Linked DNA regions of Homo sapiens: regions 1, 2, 3, 4, 5 and 6 are each linked to region 7. A link is a contact called in ENCODE Hi-C data. All regions are on one chromosome and are shown on one strand. The core of a region is the stretch at or near the end of the contact, and the rest is flanking DNA. Distances in the headings are between cores, read along the strand shown.

Evidence for each region. Hi-C counts contacts between places; a loop is a spot of excess contacts on that map. Pooled maps may share reads with other maps.
Region 1: a pooled map shows a loop between it and region 7 (11-fold over the local background). The contact joins the promoter of ZNF432 here to the promoter of ZNF180 in region 7. A Hi-C loop is called at or near these places in 2 of 50 pooled maps.
Region 2: a loop to region 7 is called in a pooled map, with 23 times the contacts of the local background. The contact joins the promoter of ZNF350 here to the promoter of ZNF180 in region 7. A Hi-C loop is called at or near these places in 4 of 50 pooled maps.
Region 3: a pooled map shows a loop between it and region 7 (8-fold over the local background). The contact joins the promoter of ZNF567-DT here to the promoter of ZNF180 in region 7. A Hi-C loop is called at or near these places in 5 of 50 pooled maps.
Region 4: a pooled map shows a loop between it and region 7 (30-fold over the local background). The contact joins the enhancer-like site here to the promoter of ZNF180 in region 7. A Hi-C loop is called at or near these places in 6 of 50 pooled maps.
Region 5: a loop to region 7 is called in a pooled map, with 17 times the contacts of the local background. The contact joins the promoter of ZNF529-AS1 here to the promoter of ZNF180 in region 7. A Hi-C loop is called at or near these places in 7 of 50 pooled maps.
Region 6: a pooled map shows a loop between it and region 7 (7-fold over the local background). The contact joins the promoter of ZNF461 here to the promoter of ZNF180 in region 7. A Hi-C loop is called at or near these places in 2 of 50 pooled maps.

What each region holds. Positions count from the first base shown.
Region 1 is chr19:52,046,348-52,050,179 of GRCh38, reverse strand. ZNF432 (zinc finger protein 432) reads left to right here and starts at 1,342. Exons shown (of 5, transcript NM_014650.4): 1 at 1,342-1,485; 2 at 3,120-3,326. The coding sequence starts at 3,312. RefSeq lists an enhancer at 970-1,559.
Region 2 is chr19:51,985,352-51,989,147 of GRCh38, reverse strand. ZNF350 (zinc finger protein 350) reads left to right here and starts at 2,308. Exons shown (of 5, transcript NM_021632.4): 1 at 2,308-2,378. RefSeq lists enhancers at 2,142-2,381, 1,968-2,843.
Region 3 is chr19:36,685,450-36,689,203 of GRCh38, reverse strand. ZNF567-DT (ZNF567 divergent transcript) reads left to right here and starts at 1,755. Exons shown (of 4, transcript NR_110708.1): 1 at 1,755-1,936; 2 at 2,398-2,518; 3 at 3,189-3,367; 4 at 3,693-3,754. It overlaps ZNF567 (zinc finger protein 567), which reads right to left and starts at 1,592. Exons shown (of 6, transcript NM_001322917.1): 1 at 1,570-1,592. RefSeq lists enhancers at 536-1,175, 1,736-1,785 and a silencer at 1,476-1,535.
Region 4 is chr19:36,971,461-36,974,853 of GRCh38, reverse strand. It overlaps a transcript of ZNF568 not described here. Among named protein-coding and RNA genes, the nearest start is that of ZNF568, 57 kb to the right of the region's middle. Within about 2 kb of position 1,418, at least 32 of the 41 ENCODE cell types and tissues checked have a DNase peak (open chromatin) inside an H3K27ac peak, as active enhancers do.
Region 5 is chr19:36,571,230-36,574,669 of GRCh38, reverse strand. ZNF529-AS1 (ZNF529 antisense RNA 1) reads right to left here and starts at 1,321. Exons shown (of 5, transcript NR_173348.1): 1 at 1,115-1,321. ZNF529 (zinc finger protein 529) reads left to right here and starts at 1,378. Exons shown (of 5, transcript NM_020951.5): 1 at 1,378-1,530; 2 at 2,278-2,337. The coding sequence starts at 2,324. RefSeq lists an enhancer at 1,232-1,321.
Region 6 is chr19:36,664,527-36,668,428 of GRCh38, reverse strand. It overlaps ZNF461 (zinc finger protein 461), which reads left to right and starts at 1,592. Exons shown (of 6, transcript NM_153257.5): 1 at 1,592-1,739; 2 at 3,643-3,731. The coding sequence starts at 3,723. It also overlaps a transcript of ZNF567 not described here. RefSeq lists an enhancer at 1,286-1,415.
Region 7 is chr19:44,498,360-44,501,957 of GRCh38, reverse strand. It overlaps ZNF180 (zinc finger protein 180), which reads left to right and starts at 1,436. Exons shown (of 5, transcript NM_001278509.3): 1 at 1,436-1,683. RefSeq lists enhancers at 981-1,030, 1,207-1,501, 1,341-1,550, 1,561-1,620, 1,167-1,667 and 2 more.

The DNA.
Region 1 (3,832 bases), core at 93-2,592, 7.5 Mb before region 7:
AAAGGGGCCATACGCATAAGATGATGGAACAGAGAGCCTGGAGGGTGGGGTATAGAGAGTGTAGGGGAAGGGAGAAGGCAGACAGGTAAAAGGAAAAAGAATGTTAAGTGTTGTTCAGCCTCAAGACTGACATGATGAAAGTACCTTTATTGTGGTTTTTGTAAATTAGAATGCATGCTTTATTATTAAAAAAAACACAATTGAAAATGTTAAGGACCTTTTCCTCCTTGCTTCTTATAAGAAACCATCATAAGACATAACTTGTAATAATTCTGTAGAAATATACATATATAAAGATATATGTATATATATATTTTAAAATAGTATGTTTTTATTGCAAAATATTCATTAGTGTCATCATATCATAGCCAGATCTACAACCCCAGAGTAATTCCCATGGTTATGTTACATGGCAAAAAGGACTCTGCATTGTAATTAAGTTTATTAATCAGCTGACTTTAGCATTGGGAGATTATTCTGGATTGCCCAAGCACTTAAGAATAGGAGAAACCGGAGAGATGCAGCAGCAATAGTCAGTGGTTTCAAATATGAAAGGGATTTCACATACTATTGTTGGCTTTAAAGATAGGAAGTCGTGGGGGCAAGGAAACTCTCTAAAGGAAATTAATCTGGCAACAACCTAAATAATTCTAGAAAAGGATTCTTTTCCAGAGTCAAGAACAGAGCCAGGTGGTTCTTCTCTTCTAAAGACATTTCCATGGGCCAGTTCCACCGCAAGCTTCTCAGAGAGAATATGTTCTGCCGTACGGACACCGAACGTCCCCTAAGATGGCCGCCCCCATGATGCTCTCCCCTAAGGGCTCTGGCTCCGTTACCTGCAACGCACCGCTCGCTTATTTTTTGTTCTAGTCTCTCTTGCTTCAGTTTTTATACGGCTTCTAAAACGCTTCGCATTTACAATAGTGACTGAGGTGCCCAGAGGTGACTTTAATTTTCCATTGAGCTGAGACGTCACAGCCATCATAACCGCTAAGAAGGGATGCCGCGCCTTTGTGGTAATAATGGGTTCTGGCCTTTGAGAAGTTTGCGCCGTTCACTGTCCCCTGCGAGGAGAAGACTAACTTATTTCTGTTCCGTGTCTGTTCAGAGGACTTTACCCCCACGCCGTGTCTGCCTGTGTGAACTCAAGCCTCTGATAAGCTCTCCATTTTCTGCCAGGGCTGAGGTGTCTGGAAATCGGACAGTTTAAGAGGCCTCCGTCCACCGCGTCTCCCGGCCGCTGTGCCTTCTGTACGTCACGTACTCAAAGATGGCCGCCCCCAGAGCGGCGAGGCGACGCCGGCGCGGACGCGTCTCCTCCTGAGGAAAAGCCGGAAGGCCGCATTCCGCTCTCCATGGAAACGCGGCTGACCGTCTCTGGAGGTTTAGAGGGGGAGGGAGTTGGGCGAGGGGCCCAGAAGTGGAAGAAGTTTAGGGAAGTAAGTTCAGCTTTTAAGAGGTCGCGGCGATTCCAAGGAGAGTCAGGTCAGTGTGTGGGTCAGGGCGTGGAAACGTGGTGGGAGGGAGCTTTCTGAGGGCGTCTGCGTTGTTGGTGGCGCTATATGGTGGAGGTAGCGCGGGGGTTGGGGGAGGCGGGGGCGGGTGTTTCCTTTTGGAGGGGAGCTGGTAGGAGTCCCTGGTGGGTGTCTGTGATAGGATATCTTTGGGGTCCCTCATGGAGGCTCTGGTGGTCAGTGATTAAAGGCCTGAATAGATCAACGACCAAGAGTACTGAGGTCAGGGATTGTGGTCCTCGCGGGTCACTCCCCAGTGGGGCTCAGTGATTGAGAATCGATGGGGTGGCTTTTGTCAACGAATGTGACTTCTGTTTCACATTCTGGATTAATCTGAGGCTTAGTGATTGATGAATCATTAAGGGAATCCAGTGTACGTGTGTGTCTATTCCAGGTTTTCCTATTTTATCTGGCGGGGTGGTGGTCTTTTGTCTAGAGACAAGTGAAAGCCGAAGTCTTTTCACAAGAGCCCTGGCTGGTTTTGTGTGTGTGTGTGTGTGTGTGTGTGTGTGTGTGTGTGTGTGTGTGTGTGTGTGTTGAGCTCAAACTTTGGCTGGAACAGACTTGATGAACGTTAACATTTCCTAAAAGTTTCAGGTCCGAGTACCTCCTCCACAATGAGTTTTCTAATCCTCTGGCTTTCCACAACAACCCATGCTCTTGAACCTGCAGAAAATGAAAGTTTTTTGGGGGTGAAGGGGGGCGGATGAATAGGCTTTCTATTTAACATTATGTTTTTAAATTACTGCGCACAAATTAACAAGAGCCTATTTTTATCCTTCCTCTTGCAAATGTACTGCATATTTTTATGGGTGTTTCAGGTTTTGTATGTTAGTATATAAAGGCGGCTATTTTCCCAGTATTTATATTTTTGAATTGTTTTCTAAATTTGTATTTATAACTCGTATTCCTTTTCTCTGTCTCCCTCTTTTTTTCTATGTGTTTCTTGTTCTTCATATTGAAGTGTGTATATAAACATTTTTTTTTTTTTTTTGAGATGGAGTCTTGCTTTTGTCGCCCAGGCTTGAGTGCAATGGCTGGGCTCACTGCAAACTTCGCCTCCTGCGTTCAAGCCATTCTCCTGCCTCAGTCTCCGAGTAGCTGGGATTACAGGTGCCTGCCACCATGCCTGGCTAATTTTTTCTATTTTTAGTAGAGACAGTGTTTCACCATGTTGACAAGGCTGGTCTCGAACTCCTGACCTCAGGTGATCTGCCCATCTCGGCCTCCCAAAGTGCTGGGATTACAGGTGTAAGCCATCATGCCTGGCCGTATATAAACACTTTTAAATATATATAAAGACTTTTAAAGAGGTGTGAGAGTAACATTGTATAAAGGAAAAAATGTAGTTTCTCACCATCCATATGGCCTGATTTAAAAAACTGATATGAGAATTACCTACTGCTTAGGCATGATGCTATGTGGATTCTCCTTTGTGACCTCCCCTTTCATCTTCATGTTACTTCCACACTTCACCGAAGAAAGGCATTTGGCCTACATTGAGGGTCTTGTGTTTCCTTGGTTTGAGAGAACCAAATAAAGAGACAAATATTCAGGGCCACGTGTTAAGGTGAATGTACCCCTGAAAGTTGTTTTGCTCTTCAGTCCACAGGTCCTGGCTACCCTGGGAAGAGACAAGAAGTAAATGAAGAAAGAGGAAGATTCCAGGACCTAGATATGATTTCTGTGGACACCCTTCACTGGTGACTGAAGTTTCTAAATAGAAATTTAAGGCAGATCCAGAGGAGACAAAGACAGAGTATCCCAGGTGCTGGCCATTTCCCACAACAGAAGAAAATGATCAATGCCCAGGTGACTTTTTCTCTATTTTATTCTCTCCTTTATTCCATAGTGGATTTGTAGAGACCCGTAAGAAATCATTTCAGAATCTAGAGAGAAATAAACTTTAAATCTAACTCCAACATCATGGCAAAGTAAGATCAGGAATATAGTGTTTATGTGATTCCTACAAAATGACTGATGTTGGAAAATAATGCCTGACTAGAAGATCCTTTCCATTACCTTAGCTCTCAGTTTGCATCTGATGTCTCTGACAGCCAGTACAAGAAAGTCACACTAAGTTATACAGTGACTGTGGGGAGAAAGCAGACAGGTTCCTCAGGAGATTATTATTTCATGGCACTTAGATCTCAAGAAAAATTTGCTATTCTTCCCAGAGGTGATATGGTGAACAGTGTTTTGAACTAGCTTTCTAATAAAGGCAGAAGATTTCTTACTGCTGTTTATTACACGGTTCCTCAGAGACTCCTATGGAAATAGACCAGGCAAACTCAGTGGAAACAGTTTTTTTAGGGGAC
Region 2 (3,796 bases), core at 1,059-3,558, 7.5 Mb before region 7:
AGGGGTTTTATTTCAGTTTAGTCACCGAGGAATATGGGTGTGAGAAAGAGACCCTTGGGATGTCAAAGGTTAAGGCTTAGTTTTAAGAGTTTAATGACTGAGGGTCCCACGGACAGAGCTTGAGGTCTATATGTTCACTTTTCATGAGTCTCAGTAATAGAAAACTGGGGAAAGTGTGTCTCAGTGAATGCTGTTTTTTGCTCAGATTTGCAATTTAATATGGGGCTCAGATACAGAGAAGCCCGAGCTAGGAAGAGGAGTGGCGTGAATGAAAGGTCTAGGGGGAGGAGTGTCAAAGGAGTGCCTCTGTGGTAAGTTTTAAATTGAATTTGAAGGCAATTTTATTTAGAGGAAGACGGGGCTTGTCTGTGTTTGAGAATGTAATGAGGCTGGAGGCTTTCAGGTGTGCAGTTGAAGGTTAGTGGTTGCTTTGAGACTAACTGGATGCTGGAAACACTTCCTGTCAGTCTTTCAAGTCCAAATCTGTCCTGAAGGTTTCTATTTAAAAACTTTTTCTTCCTAGGTCCACTATTCTCATTGTACCCATAAAAATCAGAGTAATTCAGGGTGACGAAGTGGTGTCTTTACCGAGGAGTCTTGCTCTGTCGCCCAGGCTGGGGTGCAGTGGCGCGATCTCGGCTTACTGCAACCTCCGCCTCCCGGATTCAAGCGATTCTCCTGCCTCAGGCTCCCGAGTAGCTGGGATTACAGGCGCGCGCCACCGCGTCCGGGTAATTTTTGTATTTTTAGTAGAGACTGGTTTCGCTTTGTTGGCCAGGCTGGTCTGGAACTCCTGACCTCAGATGATCCGCCTGCCTCGGCCTCCCAAAGTGCTGGGATTACAGGTGTGAGCCACCGTGCCCCACTTCACTTTCTTAAATGTTGTGTTTAGAAGCACAAACTTAAAAAAAAATCAAGTCCACTTTATTAATTTTATTTTGTTTTGTGGGTCATCCTTTACTCTCCTCTCAGAATTAACTCACGTCCATGAGGATTATCTCCCTTTTCCTTCTCTAAGTTTTATACTTTCTCTTAAACTTAGATCTATGATCTATTTTGAGTTAACTTTTGTGTATGGTTTGAGGGTCCTAACTCATTTTTCTGGATGTGGATATCCAATTATCCCAGTGCCGCTTGTTGAAAAGACTATTCTTATTGAATTGTCTTGGCACTTTTGTCAAAAACTCTTAACAATATTTTTATACTCTCAATTCTGGCTCTGCTCTTCCCATTGGCACCTTTACTAAAAGTGGCCTTTCTAGGAGGCCCAATTCCTTTAGTCTGTCGTGGCCAGGCTCACATCGTAATTCATTCTCAAAATCTCTTTTCTCTCCTCTCCTCTCCTCTTTTCTCTTCTTTTCTCCTCTTTTCTCTTCCTTCTCCTCCTCCTCTTCCTCCTTCTTCTTCTTCTTTTTTGTAAATAATAATCATTTTTTCGAGGCCAGGCGCGGTGGCTCACACCTGTAATCCCAGCACTTTGGGAGGCCGAGACAGGCAGATCACGAGGTCAGGAGGTCGAGATCATCTTGGCCAACATGGTGAAAGCCAGTCTCTACTAAAAATACAAAAATTAGCTGGGCGTGGTGGCGCGTGCCTGTAGTCCCAGCTACTTGGGAGGCTAAGGCAGGAGAATCGCTTGAACCAGGGAGGCAGAGGTTGCAGTGAGCCCAGATCTCGCCACTGCACTCCAGCCTGGCGACAGAGCAAGACTCCGTCTCAAAAAAAATTATAATTTTTTTCTTTCTTCACCACCCGCCCCCCCGAATACCTGCTATTTTTCTGTTCTTAAAAACCGCTTCCTGCAAGCTAATTTTCGCCAGACGCTTTCCCGTGGGTGTCTGCCTACCTGATGTGTTGCCTTTTCCCTTTCTACCTGATCTGTTACCTTTTCCATTTCCAATTCATTCTCTGGGATACCTACACCTGGCTGCACTGTTACTTGTCTTTTTCAAAACCTTTTTTTTTAAATTTAACAAAGTGGATGGAAAAGCGCTAAAGGCAATTTAGCTTGCCCCATATTTGCCTGATAAAGCCTGAGTCTCTGAAAATCTGCCCCCTTTCGCAAGACTTTAAGTGCCAGGAAACGAGGCGATTTCAGTGACTTCTCTTCTTCCCTGGCTCCTGGCTCAAAAACCTGCCACTGCCTTCTGTGCGTCCAATTTTCAAACATGGCTGCCGTCAGGAGCCACGGCTATGGGCGCGGCCATTTTACAGAGTAGGAAATGCCGTAAATGCGCTTGTCCTTGCTCTTTTAAACATTTTAGGTTCTCCTCGGCCGCCGTAGGTGGACCATAAACCCGTGCGAGGACTCCAGAAGTAGGAGCAGTTTACGGAAGTGTAACGTTGAGGCCCTTCTTGTGTATCTGGAGAAAATAGAGGTCAGTGTGTGGTTTTGTCCCTGAAAGTTTTTTGTCCTAGTTCAGGTTTTGTCTCAGTGGAAGGTTTGGGAGATCTGAGGACGTGGTGTACCCTGGACCACATAGTTTTTGGCAGGAAGACTGGGGAGCGCCGGGGTATAGGCATTTGGGAGGTACCTGGTGGGAGTCTGTGATCCCCCTGTCTGTGGTCCGCGTGCCTTTGGTGTGAGTACAGTGACTAAGGGTCTGTAGTGATCAACGGCCGTGTCCTAACTGTCAAGGTATGGATCACTCTGCTTGTAAAGGATGGAGGTGGCGATTAGGATCGATGCGGCGTCTGCTTCGGGTTCAGGATTTAATTTGGAACTCAGTGATGTTGGAGTCTGGGAGGATGTCCATCGCTGTAGAGTGTCTGGTCCGTGGTTCGGATGAGTAAGAGGCATGGGGCCAGTGTCTGTGGTACAAAGGCTTGTGAGGGCTGAAGCTTTCGAGACTTTGGAGCCCTGGGTCCTGGGTTGAGGTTCGAACCTCGGTTACTGGGGCAAAAGGCGACACAGCCCCCAGCATTAGTTCGAAACCATATATCTACTCTTCTGATCCTTGGGGTGGCTATTTACAGATCGGGGGGTCAAGTTCAGTCATACCCTCCGATTATATATTGTCTATGGCTGCAAAGGCAGCGGTTGAGTTGTTGTGACAGAGACCTCGTGGCCGGCAAAATCGAAAATGTTGCCAACCTCTGCATTCACTTCTTTTATTTTTTATTTATTTTTTTTATTTTTTGAGACGGAGTTTCACTTTTGTCTCCCAGACTGGAGTGCAATGGCGCGATCTCGGCTCACTGCAATCTCCGCCTCCCGGGTTCAAGCGATTCTCCTGCCTCAGCCTCCTGAGTAGCTGGGACTACAGGCCCACGCCACCACGCCCGGCTAGTTTTTGTATTTTTAGTAGAGACAGGGTTTTACCACGTTGGGCAGGTTGGTCTCGAACTCCTGACCTCAGGTGATCCGCCCACCTTGGCTTTCCAAAGTGCTGGGATTACAGGCGTGAGCCACCGCGCCCGGCCTTCACTTCTTAATATATAGTGAGTGTTGCTTGCCCGCCTTATATTCACACTTTCTTAACAGAATCTCCATTTCGTGAAGTATTCATCCCTGTGGCAAGGCGACCCAAATCCCAGTTTCTTAGTAAGGCCTTGTTGGTCTTAGCCAATCTTGCTGGTTCCAATTGCCATTGCTAGTGATAGGTTTGACATGGAAATGAGCTTAGGCGTATGGTGCAATTCTAGCCAACTATGTATGTGAAAATCTGCCTGGGAGTTTCTGAGGGAGCATTTTCTTTTTTAAATATGTAATTTCTTGAATCTCTTTTTCCATGTTCGTGATGATATCGCCTGAAAATAACATTAATTTTCTGTCTTACTTTGTAATGCTTATAAT
Region 3 (3,754 bases), core at 506-3,005, 7.8 Mb after region 7:
AGATAAAGTTTTTTTCTGTGTGGTCCCAGTGGTATTCTATTCATTTAAGCATATCAGTCATCAGTCAATACCAGGTTTCCCAATAAATGATCTTTTTTGGAAGGGAAGGGACGGAGTCTCGTTCTGTCGCCCAGGCTGGAGTGCAGTGGCGCGATCTTGGCTCACTGCAACTTCCACCTCCGAGTTCAAGCGATTCCCCTGCCTCAGCTCCCGAGTAGCTGGGGCTACAGGCATGCGCCATCATGCCCAGCTAATTTTTATATTTTTTAGTAGAGACGGGGTTTCACCATGCTGGTCAAACTCCTGACCTCAGGTGATCTGTCCGCCCCAGCCTCCCAAAGTGCTGGGATTGCAGGCGTGAGCCACCGCGCATGGGCCCAATCTTTTTTTTTTTTTTGAGACGGAGTCTTGCTCTGCCACCCAGGCTGGATTGCAGTGGCACGATCTCGGCTCACTGCAAGCTCCGCCTCCCGGGTTCACGCCATTCTCCTGACTCAGCCTCCCAAGTAGCTGGGACTACAGGCGCCCGCCACCACGCCCGGTTAATTTTTTGTATTTTTAGTAGAGACGGGGTTTCACCATGTTAACCAGGATGTTCTCGATCTCCTGACGTCGTGATCGGCCCGCCTCAGCCTTCCAAAGTGCTGGGATTACAGGCGTGAGCCACCGCGCCCGGCCCGCATGGGCCCAATCTTACCCTCTGAAAATTATTTTGCCTCTTCCTCTCCATTAAAAAAAAAAAATCACTACTTATTTTACTTGTCTAATTACCAGAGTCAAATTCTACAGGCATATATAAAATGCCCAATACTCATAAATCAATCTAAACAATGCATACTTTAGTCAACACTCGGTTTCTCAAGCACTCCACCTAAGTCACACAGTGTGCCACATTCACAGTCATCATAGGTCGTGTACACCAAATACTTTTAAAATTAGGCATATTCATAGCTGTATCACCCACTACATAGTCATAATCCCATAGGCCCCCACGTCGTGCACAATTTCACAGAACTTCTACAAAAAGTAACAACCTTTCACTCACAATGCCCTCACTGTCGCCTCTCCAGAGTCGGACACAGGCTCAAACACAAATCGACTCGCATCTAATTTAAATTAAAACTTAAGACACGCAGGGACCCTATCACTTTCATAAACAACCGGTTCCACAACGTCACACAGAATAACACATTCCCCTACCACAACACACAGGACAGGTACGAAAAGCCACACACACACACACGGAGCGCCTGTTGTGTGCCAGGCCGTGCTCCAGGAGCCAGGGGACGAAAATCAGACGAAATTCCTGCCACTGGGGAGCTCACCCCCCGCCTCGGGCAACCGGTTCCCTTCTTCAGGTGCTCCCGGGCCCGCGCTCTGGTTCCTGCTTCCCTCCCAGCCTTCTCTGAGGCCCGGACTCGCACTTTCCTCCAGCCAACTCCTCGTCCCAGGTTGCTCCTCTTCCCTTCTTGCTTTCCCCAGCCCAGGCTCCCGCCTCCCTCCTCAGCCTTCCTTACGGGTCACACCGTCACCCGCCTTCTCCGCGCCCGCGGGACCCACCAGCCTCACCTTCGGTTGCCGGCCGGGCGTCTGCGCATGCGCACTCCCACGCGGACGATGCCTCCCAGGTGTCTCCGCGGCGCGTTCCTGCTGTCCACCGGCTACGCGCGCCTTCTCCACATCCGGGCGTTTCCGGCCTTGGACTACATTTCCCACAGGCGCCCGGGCGGTTTTCGAACTTTGATCTCTGGTTCCCCTTCCAAATTCTCATAGTGCGTGGCTGGGATGAGGGCGGCGCTCACGGTGAGGAAGCCCCGAGCTCCCGGGACGCAGACAGGGTGTGCAGGGCCGTAGCTCGGGCCTGTGTATGCACCTGTGCGTGTGTGTTTGATGCCAGGACAAGGCGGCGGTGTGCGCGGCGAGGAGGCTGCGACAGGTGCGTGATTGTGTTCCTGTCCCTGCTCGGATGCGGGACCTTTGGGTGGCCGTGGTCGGCTGTCGGGTGTGTGACACTGTAGGGTTTGAGACCTTCCATCATGACAGTGCTGCTGTGGCCGTGTGATGGAAGAGCCTTTTAGGTCTGTGGTGTTGTGTGTGTAACGGGTAAAGCTTCATTTCTGCAGTGCTGTGTTTAATGTTGGGACTGAGGGGTCTGTCGAAGATCTCCCCAATGTGCCTGTGAGGACTATGATCCATGCCTATGTTAAGCAGAGTCATCTTGCAATGAAGCATGGCCCGCGTTGTCTTCTCAGGGCACACCTGTCCCCAGTTCTCAGCCTGGTGTTTGACACAGGGGATCCTGGCGGAGTGCCCACCTAAGCGGCAGTTTTAGACTCGATTGTTTCTTGGGCTCTGCATCTCTGAGTTCCCAGCTTCCTTTTTTCTCCCGCTTTATAGCTGTATAGACCCCAGCTGCAGTGAAATGGCCATCAAAAAGGGAAGGGATAATCGAGTGGTGGAATAAAATCTGCAAACAGAAAAAGGACAGACCTGTTTTCGGAACGAGGCTTTTCGAGTTGTAAGTGTCCCTTAAGCAGAGTTCTGGGAAGACGTCGTGGGGAGAACCTAGGAGTAGGATTCCTTCCTCAGAGGCTCTCCCTTGGGAACTCTCAGAGGTCAGGTTCCATGTGATCCACATCATTCCCAGAGCTGTCTCCGCAGGAGACTTAACGTGAATTTTGAGAAAGTCCCCAGTCCTGGATATCAGTGACCCTGGCCTTTCCCTTGAATACTAAGAAGGGTTAGCAGTACTCCCATCTCCCTTTTACTTCCATCTGAGTATGTTTATGGTAGATGATGAGAGCTCGTGTGGTGGCAATAATTTTTTCCAATTTAGCCAATCTGGGTTCCAAGAAAGGTCTGATGTCTCATGATTCCTTACCCCTTCTCCCTTGCCTTGAGGTTCTCTAAGAGCCCTGAGGAAAGGGAACCATTGCTGAGCATATCTGAAAACCAAGGTCAAGGAAGTTTTGTTGTATTTTCTATTTTTGTTCTCTTTGATTTTGTTTTTCAGCAAGGGAGTATTTTTTCTCCTCCTGAAATGCTAGTCAGTGGTTAGGTTACTATTAGGCAGGGCCTTGTGAGGTGCTTTGACCAATAGAATGTGGTGGAAGTGATATTGTGAGACTTCTGAGACAAAGCTTCAGGAAGTCTTGCAGCTTTTTCTCTTCCCCTTTTCCTGCCCTGAGACCACCATGACTGAAGGCTAAGAGCAACTTGCTTGCGCATTAAAGATCACTTGGAGAGAGAGGTCCAGTGAGCAACAACGGCCAGAAATTTCAGGGAGACCATCTTGAACCATCCAGCCTCCACCAGGCCAACAGCTGACAGCTGTCACATGAATATGATCAGCAGAAGAACCACTCAGGCAAGCCAAGCCCAAATTGCCAAGCCCCCCAAATAATAAGCTAATTGTTTTTTGTTTTAAGCCATAAACTTTTGAGGTGGTTATATAGCAATAAATAACTGAAACAGGTGTTTAACTTTCTAGACTTTTTAAATGACCATATTGATATAATTGTATTGTTCAACCTGTTTTGTAAAGTGATTTCTCTGATACAGTATCTTGAAAATATTCCTTAACTATTTTCTACAACTTTGCATTTGTCTATCTTAGTATTATATTACATGGATATGTGGTAACTTATTTAACTACTAACTTCCCTTTGCAATTCCTTTTCCTTGCTGTCTAGCTCCCATGTCTTGACCAACTTTGCATTCCCCTCCAGGACCTTATGGGCACATGGGTTCCTAT
Region 4 (3,393 bases), core at 169-2,668, 7.5 Mb after region 7:
CTCTGTCTCAAAAAAAAAAAAAAAAAATTGGTAAGCAAAAAGGCTATTGCATATGATCATGGAGGGGACAATGCAGAAATCAGTGAGACTGAAAAAGCTAATTCTGTTGTTCAATTTCCCTGCCAAATCACTGAGGCATGTTCTCTGTCAACACTGTTGTGAGCATGAATAAAATCCAGGGAAGTGGAAATTCTAGATCAGATGAGACAATGTTTGCAAAATAGACAGCCCTAGGCTGCTTTAGGAAAATGCTACATAAATGCAGTTTCCTCCCCTCTTCCCCTTTGTCCAAATCATGAATGTAAATATTTTAGATAAATTTCTGAAATAGGACACTGTCCTGAAAACCAGTAAGTCCTTTCCAAGAAAATGTCAAATGCAACTTACCTCCGCCATCACTTCAGACGCACAGCAGTTCTCTCCTCTTCTGGGTTCTTAAAGAAAGATGTGGAAAAACGTTAAGAAGCCATCCTGAATCCCTCCCTGAACCCCTTGGGAGGCCAAACTCCTGCCCCACCCCAGGCACTGAAAGGGAGACCAAAGAAGCTGCAACGCCACCGCTCTCTGTCATCCTCACAAAGAAATGCAGGTGACCTTAGGAGCCCAGAGAGAAGTCCTGGGAGAGCCCCCCAGACCGTAGCCCTCTTCCTCCATAACAGCCTAACTTGGGAAACTTTCAGGCCTAGCGTCTTACACTGAGCCCAAAAGTCTGTGGCGCCAAGACACAGCTTAAATGGACCCACCTGTCAGGGTCTCAAACTGCTGTCCTTTAGGCTGGGGGCACCTTTATGGGTCTAGATCCCTGGTGGCTACTGGGTGAAAGAACAGAGAAGTGGATATAGCAGGGACTTCCCAGCCCCAAACTCTAGAACCATTTCCACCCTCAACACACACCAGAGATAGACCCGATGGAGGGAAGGCCATTCACAGAGATTCACTACCTACTGACTAGTCTCAGTTGGGGTTTGCGTAGACGGCCAGGACCCATCCACAGGGCAGACCCCGCCCAGCGTATCCCCAGAATGTACAGCGAGGGTGTCCCGCCCCCTCCCAGGCCTCCCAAAGATGGGGTCGATGACCCGGCACACGCTCACACTTACATGCACAGCCACACAGAATACCGTGCAGACAGGACTCCCACCACAGCCCCGCAGGCACAGCGGGCACAGATCGCCAAGCACCTGTCGCTGGGCCCACAATCCAGGTCCGGGGAGAACTGCCCGGACTTTTAGTCCAGACAAGAGGACGCAGGGCCGCGATACCCTAGACCTCCTAACATTCCCAGACCGCTCCAGCGCCAGCCTCACACCACACCCACTCCCTGCCTGCGCGCGGCCCGACACTGCCCTCTGCCGAGCTGGGGGCCAGTGGCCCTGACACCCTTCTCCCATCCCGACTGCACCGCCCCGACACTCTCTTCCTTCCCCATCGCACAGCCCTGACCTCCCCTAGCGGTGAAGCGTGGGCATGCAGCCCGCACATCTCCGAGAGCCACCTGTCTTTTAAACTCCAGACGACCCCAGCTCCTCGCCGGGACGCCTCACCGCCCCCTTCGGCGTCCTAGCACTCAGGTCTGAACGAGTCCATCCCAACCCAGCGAGCTCCGCAGCCCGGGACGTTCCAGCCCTTTGCTTTCCAACACCCGCCAAGGAAAGGTGACTAGCCTTCTTCGGCCGGAAAAGGTTGGCCGCGGGGCCCCCTGGGAAATGTAGTCCAGAGGTGGGTGCGCCACCCGGGGCCTGGACCGCACCACGGTCACTGGCGCTCACAGTCATGTCCAGTTCCCCGCCTCCAGTGAAGCCGAGGCCAGACTGCCCAGCTGCACCCGAGCACCCTCCCAGGAACTGGGCAAACACACAGGCCCAGGCAGCAATAGTTGGCCGCTGACGGCTAGAAAAAGGCTGTGGGGCCGTGGAGGCTTCAGAAAAATGTAGCCGCAAACCCGGGAAGGGGCGGCCGGGCCCGCCGCCAGGGCTTCCAGAGTCCGCGAAGTTAACCCGGCTGCAGCCGCCCTCGCCCCAAACGGAGGGTCAGGGAGTGGGGTTTGTGTGTGTGCCCAAAGGCCTCTCACAAGTGCTGTAAAAAGCCAGGGAGCGGACCACCCAGGGTACCCTCCACAGGGAGCCGCGCTCTGGGGTGGATCAGGAGAGGGCGACTCCCGGCCACGCCACGAATTAGGAGTCGGCCCGGACCTGGGGCTTCACTGACCTGGGCCACAATCCCGATAAAGCCGGGTGGCTAAGTTTGGGCTGGGAATTCATGCCCCAGTCCAGGTCTTCTGGCATCTCAACATTTAAGTCACTAATTTCTGCTCGGGCCGGGCCACAGGCTGGCCTGGAGGGTGTCTGGGAAACGACCTGTCCTAGAGGTTTGGGGATGTGGCCTAGGAGAGACTGAAGGGGCGCAGTCACAGGCTCAGGATGCCGAAGGGACTGGAGAAGGATGAGGGATAGTTGGGTCTGCAGCGGAAATAACGGAAAACCAATATAGTGGGCTGCAACGTCATTATTTGAGGATTAAGTTGCAGAAGGATATTTAATGACAGAAGTATGTTCGAGAAATACTTTAGGACCTGGAAAAGTGCCACTAAAATAAACCAATTTTAGTAGCACTTTTGTGTTACTAAAAGTGCTACTAAAATAAAAGCACTTTTGTGTTACTAAAAGTGCTACTAAAATAAACCAATTTTTTAAAATAAATACTGTATTTAAAAATGTTATAGGCTGGGCACGGTGGCTCACACCTGTAATCCCAGCACTTTGGGAGGCCAAGGCGGGCGGATCACGAGGTCAAGAGATCAAGACCATCCTGGCCAACATGGTGAAACCCTGTCTCTACTAAAAATACAAAATTTACCTGGGTGTGGTGGCGCGCACCTGTAGTCCCAGCTACTCAGGAGGCTAAGAGAATACCTTGAATCTGGGAGGCGGAGGTTGCAGTGAGCCGAGACTGTACCACTGCACTCCAGCCTGGTGACAGTGAGACTTCATCTCAAAAAAAAAAAAAAGTTATAAATAGGTCAGGCGCAGTGGCTCGCGCCTGTAATCCTAGCACTTTGGGAGGCCGAGGCAGGCAGATCACAAGGTCAGGAGATCGAGACCATCCTGGCCAACATGGTGAAACCTCGTCTCTCCTAAAAATACAAAAATTAGCCTGGCGTGGTGGTGTGCACCTGTAGTCCCAGCTACTAAGGAGGTGCATTCCAGCCTGGCGATAGAGCGAGACTGCGTCTCAAAAAGAAAAAAAACAAAGTTATAAATAGCAGAAACATAGGCACTTGGGCAATAATATCTTTAAAGTTAATTGTTAACAGCAGTTAACTTCTAGGATGTGTAATTGTGACTTTTTTTCTTTTCAGTTAAAAAGTAGTCCCTTATATTTTTGGCCATTATC
Region 5 (3,440 bases), core at 72-2,571, 7.9 Mb after region 7:
GGAACTGACAGTTACAGTGACACAAATCAGAACTATGGCTGTCTCTGCTTTGAAACTGACTGGAAAGGACACCAGCAAACTCCGGTGGTGCTGGTGTTGTAAACCAAAAATAAAATCCTAAGCACACCCAGACCATCTTGAATGGACCCCTCCTCTTGGCCAGGGCATTCCTAACCTGAAAAACTAGTAAAGCCATGATGGAAAGGCGGGGGTGGGCGGGTCGGACATGCTTCATTATACCCTCCTCCATTTTGGAATTACTGATAGAAAAGACCCCAAGTCTGAAAAGAAACATTTACAATCTATTCTCTGTGAAGCGTGCTACCTGGAGACATTCCTAAGTCTTACGTCAATAACTCTTTCAACCCATTGCCAATCAAATAATCTTTGAATCTACCTATGACCTGGAAGGCCAGCCACCTTCCAGCTGTCCCGCCTTTCCGGAGGGAATCAATGTACATTTTACATGTATTTGATTGGTGTCTCATGTTTCCCTAAAAGGTATAAAACCACATATATCCCGTCCACCCTGGGCACAGGTTCTCAAGATCTCCTGAGGGCTGGGCCACCGGCCATTGGTCACTCATATTTAGCTCAGAATAAGTCTCTTCAAATACTTTAGAGTCTGAGTCTTTTCGTCAACAGTGTAAAACACGCCCTAAGGCAGACACACACACACTGAACCGCCGCTACCTGCCAGATTCCATCTGGGGCCTTTCTCATGGTGCAAAACGGACAAAAACTCCAAGTCACCCTCAGGTTTACGACCACGGGTCACATCCTGAGGCCCCCACACTTAGAAGCCAGAGTGGAGCAAAACCTCGCCCGACTCAGGCTCCGAGTTCTCCCCTCGACCCTCCCCAGCCTAAAGGCTGTACCCGCTTCAGGCCTTCCCAGCCCGGCCCTCCAGTTCCTTCTTCGGCCTCCCTCAGCCTGGGGTCCGGGTTTCCTCCTCGGCTGAGCAGCCGGGTCCGCGACTCCCTTCACCCTCCCCGGCCCGGGCTTCCGGTTCTTTCCAGAGGTGAGGCAGGGGCCACCTAGAATTCCGCGGCCCCCCACCTCCCCCAAGACCACCCTCGCCCCAGCTTCCTGTTCCCCATTCTGTCCTCCCAACCTGGGTTCCCGATTACTGCCTCGACTTCACCTTGCCGTCAGGGACCACCAGCCGCCTCTTCCGCGCCTAGGGGACGCGCAGCGGCAGCCTCTGCTGATGGCAAGGGTCTGCGCACCCGGAAACTCCAGGGTCTGGGGCGTGGTGCGGCCCCTGCGGCCAGCGGGCTCCGCTTGAGCTTCAGGGCTCTTTCGTTGTTGGACTACGTTTCCCACAGGCCTCAGGGCCGCGGATGAACTTCGACCTTTGCTTCCTTTTCCGGTGTTGTGGTTATTGAGTTAAGCCTGGCGAGTCGAGGTGACCCGGGCCGGGCTGCGGGAGGAGCTCGCGGTGAGGTGGCCCCGCGCTGCCGGGCGAGGTCGGTCCACGTGGAGCCGGGAGCCTGAGGCCTCTGTACGCGGGAGCTGCGGACGATGGTGGTTAGTGCTATTGTTTACGACGTCATTGTGGTGTGTGTGTGTGAGAGACGGAGACCCTAGTGTGTGCCGTGGGTGCTGTTTGATCGGACTCAGGACGGTGAGTAGGGGCGGGGTCTATCGTGTGACCCTGGTCTACGGTGACGTGATCGTGTGACAGCACTGTTGTGACCAACTATAAGTGTGAACGGGGTAGAAGTGTTTTTTTGTTTTTTTTTGTTTGTTTGTTTGTTCGTTTTTTTCCGTGAGCCTGTAGGAGTTTGTTTTGGGTAAAGCGTCATTTTTCCGACTCTGTGATGTCTGTGATGGAATCTCTTCGTGAGGTCTTATACACACACACACACGCATATAGATAGATTACATAGATGATATATAGAAGATAGATAAATGATAGATAATAGATAGATAGATAGATAGATAGATAAGATAGATAAATGAAGTTTCCTGGGAAGACGTGAAGGGGAGGGCATAGGTGTAGTATTCATTCCTGGGATAACTCCCCTTGCATGAGTTTGGAGGCCATTTATACATTAAAGAACTACAGTATTTCCTGAGCTGTGTTCCCTAGAAACTGCTAGGCATTGGTCGTACCTTTTTCTCGGATGTGGGGAGGAGTCGACAGTATTCTAGTTTCCCTCTTCGATCTGGGTGTGTTTGTTGTGTGTGATGGGCTTTTCTGGTGGTGAACACTGTGTTCTTATTTAACCAGTCCAGGATGTCATGAGTCCTTTCTCCCTCTTGGTTATGTAGTTCTGCAAGTGAAGGCCCCCTGAAGTGGAAGACAGCATTGGTACTAATGGCCAACTCAAGGTTAGTTTTTTTTTTTGTTCATTTACCTGGTCCCTTGGTTTTCTCTTCCCAATTAACAACAGGACCGTAGAGATGGGTCCCCTTGTCCTCCATTGCCTTTCCAAATGCCCATTTCCCTTTCATTGAATATTCACATATGCATTAGGTAAATCATTCAATTCTCCCATGTGCTTCTTTTTTTCCAAAGGATTTTTATGGTATAGAAATACAACTCCTGGAGGAGAAGTTAAAACTTTTTTTTAGAATGTAATTTGTTAAGGAGGAGACGAGTGATTAAGTAGAATGGCACACTAGATACCTTTGATCTTATTTACAGACTTGATTTGCAAACAAAGCAAGATAGGAGATGGTAGGTATTAATCAGTAAGTGACAAAGTTGGCTTTGGAGACATTTAGGAGTGGGAATATGATAGGAGTTTTATGCAGAGAGGCTATGTCAACAAGGGCAGGGAGTTTTTCCAGAACATTCATGAGGGGATTTAAGTGGTGACAACCAAATCTTCTTTGAGATTTGGCAGTGTGACATTGGTGTAGATTGTGAGAGGCAGCCTGATACAGTGGTGTCTGAGTCTAAAGCAGCACAGTCTAATGCAAATATAATATAAAGCCACTTAGGTAATTTAAAAATTTCCATTAGACACTTTTTTTTTTTTTTTTGAGACAGAGTTTCACTGTTATTGCCCAGGCTGGAGCGCAATGGTGCGATCTCAGTTCACTGCAACCTCTGCCTCCCAGGTTCAAGTGAGTCTCCTGCCTCAGCCTCCCAAGTAGCTGGGATTACAGGCGCCCGCCACCATGCCCGGCTAATTTTTGAATTTTTAGTAGAGAAGGGGTTTCATCATGTTGGCTGGGCTGGTATCGAACTCCTGACCTCAGGTGATCCACCCACCTCATCCTCCCAAAGTGCTGGGATTACAGGCGTGAGCCACTGCGCCCGGCTTTAAACACATTTTAAAAAGAAAAAGAAACAGCTGAAGTTAATTTTGGTAATGTATTTTATTTAAACCAATATATCCAAAATATTATTTCAACATGTAATGATATGAATACACTGAAATACTTTACACTCATATCTTTATACCAAGTTTTCAAAATCTGGTATA
Region 6 (3,902 bases), core at 343-2,842, 7.8 Mb after region 7:
CCTGTGCACGTGGCTGCGCTCCTGCAAACGTGGCAATCACACGGGTCCAGGTGGCCTCTCACATTTAAGCCACATCACGTATCACCCCCACAGGGGCCACTGCGGGAGTGGCGGCGCTCGCCGCATGAGCCCCACGCGGGCATATAGAACAGCCATTCTCAAAAAGCCTCAAAACCGTTTCACCACCCAGCGCGGTGGCTCACACCTGTCATCCAATACTTTGGCCACTGAGACGGGAGGATCGCTTGAGCCCAGGAGTTCGAGACCACCAGCCTGGGCAACATAGCGAGACCCTGTCTTTACCAAAAAAATAAAAATAAAATAAATCGTTTTGGCCTGACCCGGTGGCTCACGCCTGCTATCCCAGCACTTTGGGAGGTGGATGCGGGAGGAGCTGAGGAGGTGGAGACTGCAGTGAGCTAGGATCGCGCCACCGCAGTCAGCCTGGGCAACAGGGCATGAAGACCCTGTCTCAAAAAGAGGCCGGGCGCGGTGGCTCACGCCTGTAATCCAGCACTTTGGGAGGCCGAGGCGGGCGAATCACGAGGTCAGGAGATCGAGACCATCCTGGCTAACACGATGAAACCCCGTCTCTACTAAAAATACAAAAAATTAGCCGGGCGAGGTGGCGGGCGCCTGTAGTCCCAGCTACTCGGGAGGCTGAGGCAGGAGAATGGCGTGAACCCGGGAGGCGGAGCTTGCAGTGAGCCGAGATTGCGCCACTGCACTCCAGCCTGGGCGACAGCGAGACTCCGTCTCAAAAAAAAAAAAAGAAAAAAAAAAAGTTGAGTGAAATATATGACGTACAGTTTTTTGTTGTTGTTGTTGTTTGTTTTTTCTTGCCCGGGCAACAGGGCAAGAAGACTCTGTCTCTAAATAAATAAATAAATGGAGTCAAATATATGACATACAGTTTTGTTTGTTTGTTTGAGAAGGAGTTGCTCTGTCGCCCAGGCTGGAGTGCAATGGCGCGACCTCGGCTCACCGCAACCTCTGCCTCCCGGGTTCAAGCGATTCTCCTGCCTCAGCCTCCCGAGTAGCTGGGATTACAGGCATGCGCCATCACGCCCGGCTAATTTTGTATTTTTAGTAGAGACGGGGTTTCTCCATGTTGGTCAGGCTGGTCTCGGTGATCCGCCCGCCTTGGCGTGAGCCACCGCGCCCGGCCAAAAAAAAAATTTTTTTTTAAATCGTTTCACATACAAATCTCACGCGCTACACCCTCACCGTCAGTTCATATCCACCTTCTCCTCCGGAGTCACCTTCGGACACGCGCACAACAAAACACCTTTCTCACCACAACTCCACAAAGGGAAGCCGGGTTAGTCCGCGCCCGCCGAAAATTATCTTCAGCCACAGCCCGCGGAGGCCGCCTTGAGGGGTTCGGGGCAGCCACTGTGCCTATTCCGAAATCCGTCCTCAGCGGAACCCGAAGTCCAGAATCCGAAAACGAACATTAACAGGTTGGCGTCACTCCAGCCTCGGGTGAAACTGCGCAAGTGCATCCCGGAGCCCGGCGGAACACACCCGCTCCACCCCAGGCGCTCTCCCCTCGGACTGCATTTCCCAGAGGACACTGCTGTCCACAGCTACTTCCGGTAGGAGCCTCGCAGGAATGGTCTCCGGGTAGAGGCAGGTAAGGATGTCCCGGGCCGGTGGAGAAGGAAGAGCTGGGCGTGTGGCTTCGCTTGGAATCCGAATCAGAGCTTGGACCAGAGCCTTCCCTGAGAATGCTGAAGGTAAGAAATCCTGGCTCACCAGTGCCGCGGAAGGGAATGTCTATAGTTTTAGGCCTCTGAGTGCGGGATCAGCCCTTAGGTGGGTGTGTTTTGAATGCGTGAGGAAGTAGGGTTTCTCTTTGGGCTGTGTGTTACTGTTGGGACAGCGACCTGGTGCGTGGGTGTGCTTTAGTGACAGTGTGATTGTGTGCCTGATCATTTGTGTAAATGGGGTTTGTAGGTGACTGTGACCATGATTGTGAATGGCTATTTGTGTAAATCTCATTTATTTACGTGAAAGAAAAAGCACATTTACAGGCCGGGAGCGGTGGCTCACCCCTGTAATCCCAGCATTTTGGGAGCCCGAAGCGGGTGGATGCCCTGATGTCGGGAGTTCGATACCAGCCTGGCCAACGTGGAGAAACCCCACCTCTACTAAAAATACAAAATTAGCCGGGTATGGTGGTGCATGTCTGTAATTCCAGCTCCTTGGGAGGCTGAGGCAGGAGAATCGCTTGAACCCGGGAGGCGGAGGTTGCTGTGAGCCGAGATCGCGCCATTGCACTCCAACCTGGGCAACAAGAGTGAAACGAAACTGTCTCAAAAAAAAAAAAACAAAAAAACATTCACGTTATCCTCAGGCTCACACGATCAGGCAGAGAGCTTCCACTCCTCTCAGTCAACTCTGGTCTCTCACACACAGACACACGCACATTCACCTCACCCCGCTCCTGTGCACACATCTAAGGCTCAGGACGCCCCACTCCAGAGATCTGTCATTCATCCATCTCTCATCCTTTCCTGACTACTTGAGGAGTTAGCTGTAGATTTACACACACAACACAAGCGAAAATCACATTGCTACCCCGCATTTATCATTACAGCCTCAGAAAAACACCACATATGTAGTATGCTTATGTACCTATGTGTTTGATTTTTTTTTTCTGAGATTTGGCCACAATACACATTGTTCTGCAACTTCCTTTTTTTTTTTTTTTTTTTGAGACGAAGTTTCTCTCTTTCACCGTGGCTGGAGTGCGGTGGCGCGATCTCGGCTCACTGCAACCTCCGCCTTCGGGTTTTAAGCAGTTCTCCTGCCTCAGCCTCACGAGTAGCTGGGATTACAGGCATCCGCCACCACACCCAGCTAATTTTTGTATTTTTAGTAGAGACGGGATTTCACCATGTTGGCCAGGCTGGTCTTGAGCCCCTGACCTCGTGATCCGCCCGCATCTGCCTCCCAAAGTGTTGGGATTACAGGCGTGAGCCACCGCGCCCGGCCTCTGCAACTTCTTACTAAAAGATATTTATGTCCTTTTGTCTGTATTCAAAGACAAACTTAAGAATATTTTTCAGGATGTTTCCAGGTATGATTCTTCTTTAATTCTTACAGCACTGTACTTCAAACTAAAGACTCAAGAATTTATTTTGGTCTGCAAATTTTTGTTCTATTTATTTTTTCTCTTCCATCTGTGTTGTTTCAGCCTCTATTTTTGAAATTTCTGTTACACATACACTGGGTCTTTTGGGTCTGTTTTCTGTTTCCCTAATCTTTTCTCATAATGTTCATTACCTTTTCTTTTTCCTCTTAATTCAGTGAAAATCTACCCAGTGCAGTTCTCAGCACCCTGATCCTGGCTTCGATTTCATCATAGTATTGGGACAATGGGCTGGCCTAACTATCCCTTCTGCTGAAGGGCATGATCCTTGCTTTTCTTGAGTCTATCCTGCTGTAGCTGAGTTTCCTCATGGTTTTGAGTAAAGCTAGGATTTGTCCAAATTCCCACTAATAATTTATGTATGTATGTATCAGGTCTGGGAATAGGAGATATGAAGGGGGAAGAAAAATGTCATTCTGAATTAACATTTTGGGAGCTTAGAGGCAATAATCTCCTGTCTTTTTTTTAACTCCCCTCTCTCCCAGCAACACCTTCTTTGGATTGAGTTTCTTCCAGAGGGAACGAAGAAGAGGATTAAATAATACATTCAATTCTAAAATAAGACATGGCCCATGTAAGTTGGTTTTTTCTTGCTCCTAATTACAATACTTGATTTTTTGTTTGTTTGTTTTTGTTTTTTTTGTATAGGGCATGTGACTATTTGCTTTTTTTTTTTTTGAGACATAGCCTCGCTGTCTCCCAGGTGGGAAGGTTAGAGTGCAGTGGTGCGAACTTGGCTCACTGC
Region 7 (3,598 bases), core at 187-2,686:
CCAATTTTCAGCTACCTCCCTGGTAGGATGAAAATTAACACAACTACCTCATAGGCTGATTGGGCTTGGTAATGAAATATTAAAGTGTTTAATACAGAGACAGGAACCTTTATTTAGCCAACGAATATTTATTGAGCATCTATTATGTGCCAGGTCTCTCTCTTTTTTTTTTTTTTAGGTGTTGGGGATGCAGCAGTGATCAACATCGATAAAATGCTTTTCCTTATGGAATTGACATCGTAGTGGTAGGTCGGACAGTAGACCAAATAAATAATTAAAATATATAGTGTGCTAGATAGTGAAAAGTTCTTTAGAGAAAAAAATAAAAGATGAAGGGGGAGGCACAGAGCATGTGGGGAGGGAAGCGTTTGCTTGCAAGTTCACAACGGGTGGTGGGGCAATGCCTCATGAGAAGATGATATTCCCCTAATTACCAGACGGTGAGAGCCAAATGAATCCCTCAGGAGAGGCTGCTAGGGAGTGCAAAGAGCACCTGCAAACGACCAGGGGCTGGAGTCTGCTGGATCTGTTGGAGAATGGGGAAAATGTGCCAAGCAAATGGGCAAGAAATGAGGGCAAAGAGAAAAGGGGACTACGCCTGTAATCCCAGCACTTTGGGAGGCCGAGGGCGGATCACCTGAGGTCAGGAGTTGGAGACTAACCTGGCCAACGTGGTGAAACCCCGTCTCTACTAAAAATACAAAAATTAGCCGGGCGTGGTGGCTGGCGCCTGTAATCCCAGCTATTCAGGAGGCTGAGGCAGGAGAATCGCTTGAATCCGGGAGGTGGAGGTTGCAGTGAGCCGAGATCGCGCTATTGCCCTCCAGCCTGGGCGACAAGAGCGAAATTCCGTCTCAAAACAACAAAACAAAACAAAACAAAAACAGAGAAAAGGGGAGAGGTGGGGGGAACAGATCCTTCAGGCCTTATAGGCAGAGAAAGAACTCAAAATTTAAAAATAAAATGATTATATTTTAGTATTATTAAATGTAAAAACATAGATTCCTGAAGGGTTCGGTAGACGCTCCCTCCACTGTAAAATGGGGATGTCGCAACTGTCTCACAGGTTTCCCCTAGGACTAGAGGAGACAAGGGGTCGCGCGCAGCGTCTGACAGGCAGGGGGCACCCAGAAAGGGTCCCCGCCATTTCTATTGGATTCTGACGTCACGCCAGAGCGACTCCCCATGCGTCGCTGCACTGGCCTCGGCCTCCCGGCGCCGCGGCTGGTCTTAGTGCTCCCCCTAGACCTGCACATGCACAGGTGTGGCGCCCCCCCGGGCCCCGGACGAGGACGCCCTCTTAGCTTCTGGCCCGGTCCCCCGCCCCACTTCCTTGGAGAAGCCGGAACCCCGCCTACTGACCGTCCGCGCCGCGGAGGCTTCTGGGAATTGTAGTTCTGGCTCTCCGAGCCCAAGTGCACTTCCGGGTTCGGCCACAAGAGCAGCCATTGTCCCGCGCGCGGACGCTTGCTGTCGCCGAGCAGCTCGGCCCTTCAGACTTAACCCCCAGCGGCCTTGCGGATGCTGACTAGGAGAGGGGACCGAACTAGCTTAACCCGAGTCGGCCGTGTTGCAGAATCGGGGCAGGGGGTTGCCTAACCCGAGTTCGTCCTGCCGCAGAGCCGTGCTAGGCACTGAGGCGGTGACAGGCCCAGCCTGGGCTGCGGGCCAGCGGACGCCCAGGTTGGTAGGGGCGTGGGGCAGCGCTTGGTGTCCGATGCGCGCATGCGCAGGGTCTACGCGGGAAGCTGGAAGCGGTGGTGAGTGTAGCGGGGAGACCTGGTATCTGTGCGGGTGGCGCTTTAGCCTCGGGTCACCGGGGTTGATGGAGTTACTGATACAGCTGTATATTCCGCGACTGTCCTCTGCGTGCATGCGCGGGTGCTTGGTCAGGTGGTGCTCTTGTCTGGGGCCTGAGGATGCCCAGGTTGCTGGAACACAGGGCACATGCATTGATGTAAGGGGACATCTTGAGAACTCCCCTCCTCCAATGCCGGGCTTATTTAGTGGAGGCCTGAGGATGTCCGGGTTGATGGAGTGCTCCATTGCAGATTGTGGTTTCTGGAGAGGAGGGGCTGTGCCACTGTCCCTTTACTCTTGATCAGGTATTTGGGTAGGAAGCAAAAGGTTGTAGGTAAGATTCCGAGCAGGTGGCTCTGGGCCCCTAGAGCAGACAACGCGCTTCTCCAAGGTCTGGGGGCGCTGTGGTTGGTGGAGAGACCAGATTGGAGTTGCAGATTCTTGTGCCAGAAGAGGCAGTGTTGCTAGTGAACCCTTGGTGGGAATTACCCATGGGCAGCAAACTCCCAGGCTGAAGGAGGGTATCAGGGCCTAGAAACAGGTTCTGGGCAGAGGGCCCCCTGCACGTCCTGGGGGTGTCTGAATGGAAAACAGAAACTTGAACTGATAGTAGGGACCTATGTAGGATAGTGCAGAGCTCTAGAGCATTCAAGATGGGCAGAGACTCCGGGTTGGAGATACAGAATTTAAGTCCAGGAAGGACAGAGCTGCAACAGCTGCCATCAAATTGGTAGCTGGGGAGGAAGCAGTATGTTGCCAGCATCGTTATGAAGCAGGTGTTGCTGAGACCTTTACTTGGGTACGCTATTTGCAGGCGTGAGAATGTGCAGGTTAGTAGAGGGACAGAGCCTGTGCTGCAGATTTGGTCCCGGGAAGAGCTGACTGCACAACACCCAGGCCGTCATGATTGGGCAAGAGAAGGACAAAGGGCCCAGTTCCCATTGAGCTGCTGTATCGTAGGCTCGAGAACCCCCACGCTGGCGAGTGCCCAAGTCCTGGGGCTGATTATGGAGCTGTATGCTCAAGCTACTGTTTAGTTGTTGTAGTGTCCTGGCTGCGGGCAAATAGTGGGGCAGTTGACCCCAGAACCTACACAGAGGCTGTGGGTACCTGAGATGTCCCAGGCAGGTTGAGACACAGGGTGAGGGATGTAGATTGTTGACTCAGGAGCATGGTGTGCCCCCAGACGGGCAGAGGAGCCAGGTCCTGGATGCAGATTGTGAGCACGAACCTGCTCTGTGGCTGTATCAGTAGGAGGGAGTCTAGGTGGGTGGCCCGTGTGCAGTGGCTGTGGAATAGAGGCCTGGGGGCTCCAGTTTGGATCTGGTCTTAGGAGGCACGGGGCTGCTCCAGCAACACTCTGCACGTGTGCTGGCATTTGGGCAGATTGGGGAGGCATGGGCAGTCCTAGGACCCTGATTCTGCCTGAGGATGCCCAGGTGTGTGGGGGGGAGCAGCTGCAGAGGGGCGGGACTGTGTCAGGCACCCCTTGTGCACACACACCGGTGTTTGGTTGGGAAACAGGAGGCCGGAGATGAGTTTTAGACAGAGGGTGCTGGGGTCTTTGTGTGATTGGAACCCTGATCACAGCCTGATGGTGCCCAGTTTGGTGGAAAGACAGGATCTTCCTGAGCCACAGGTGCCCCCGAAAGATGTTTGGTCAGAATCTGGGCAGGTGTGGCTCAAGCAGGGGGCTGTGGAGTAAGGTGGAGGAAACAGTTTGGGTGCAATTTCAGGAAACAGCTGCATTGTGAACCTACGCTATGCTGCGTGAGAATATGGTGGGAGCAGGGGAGAG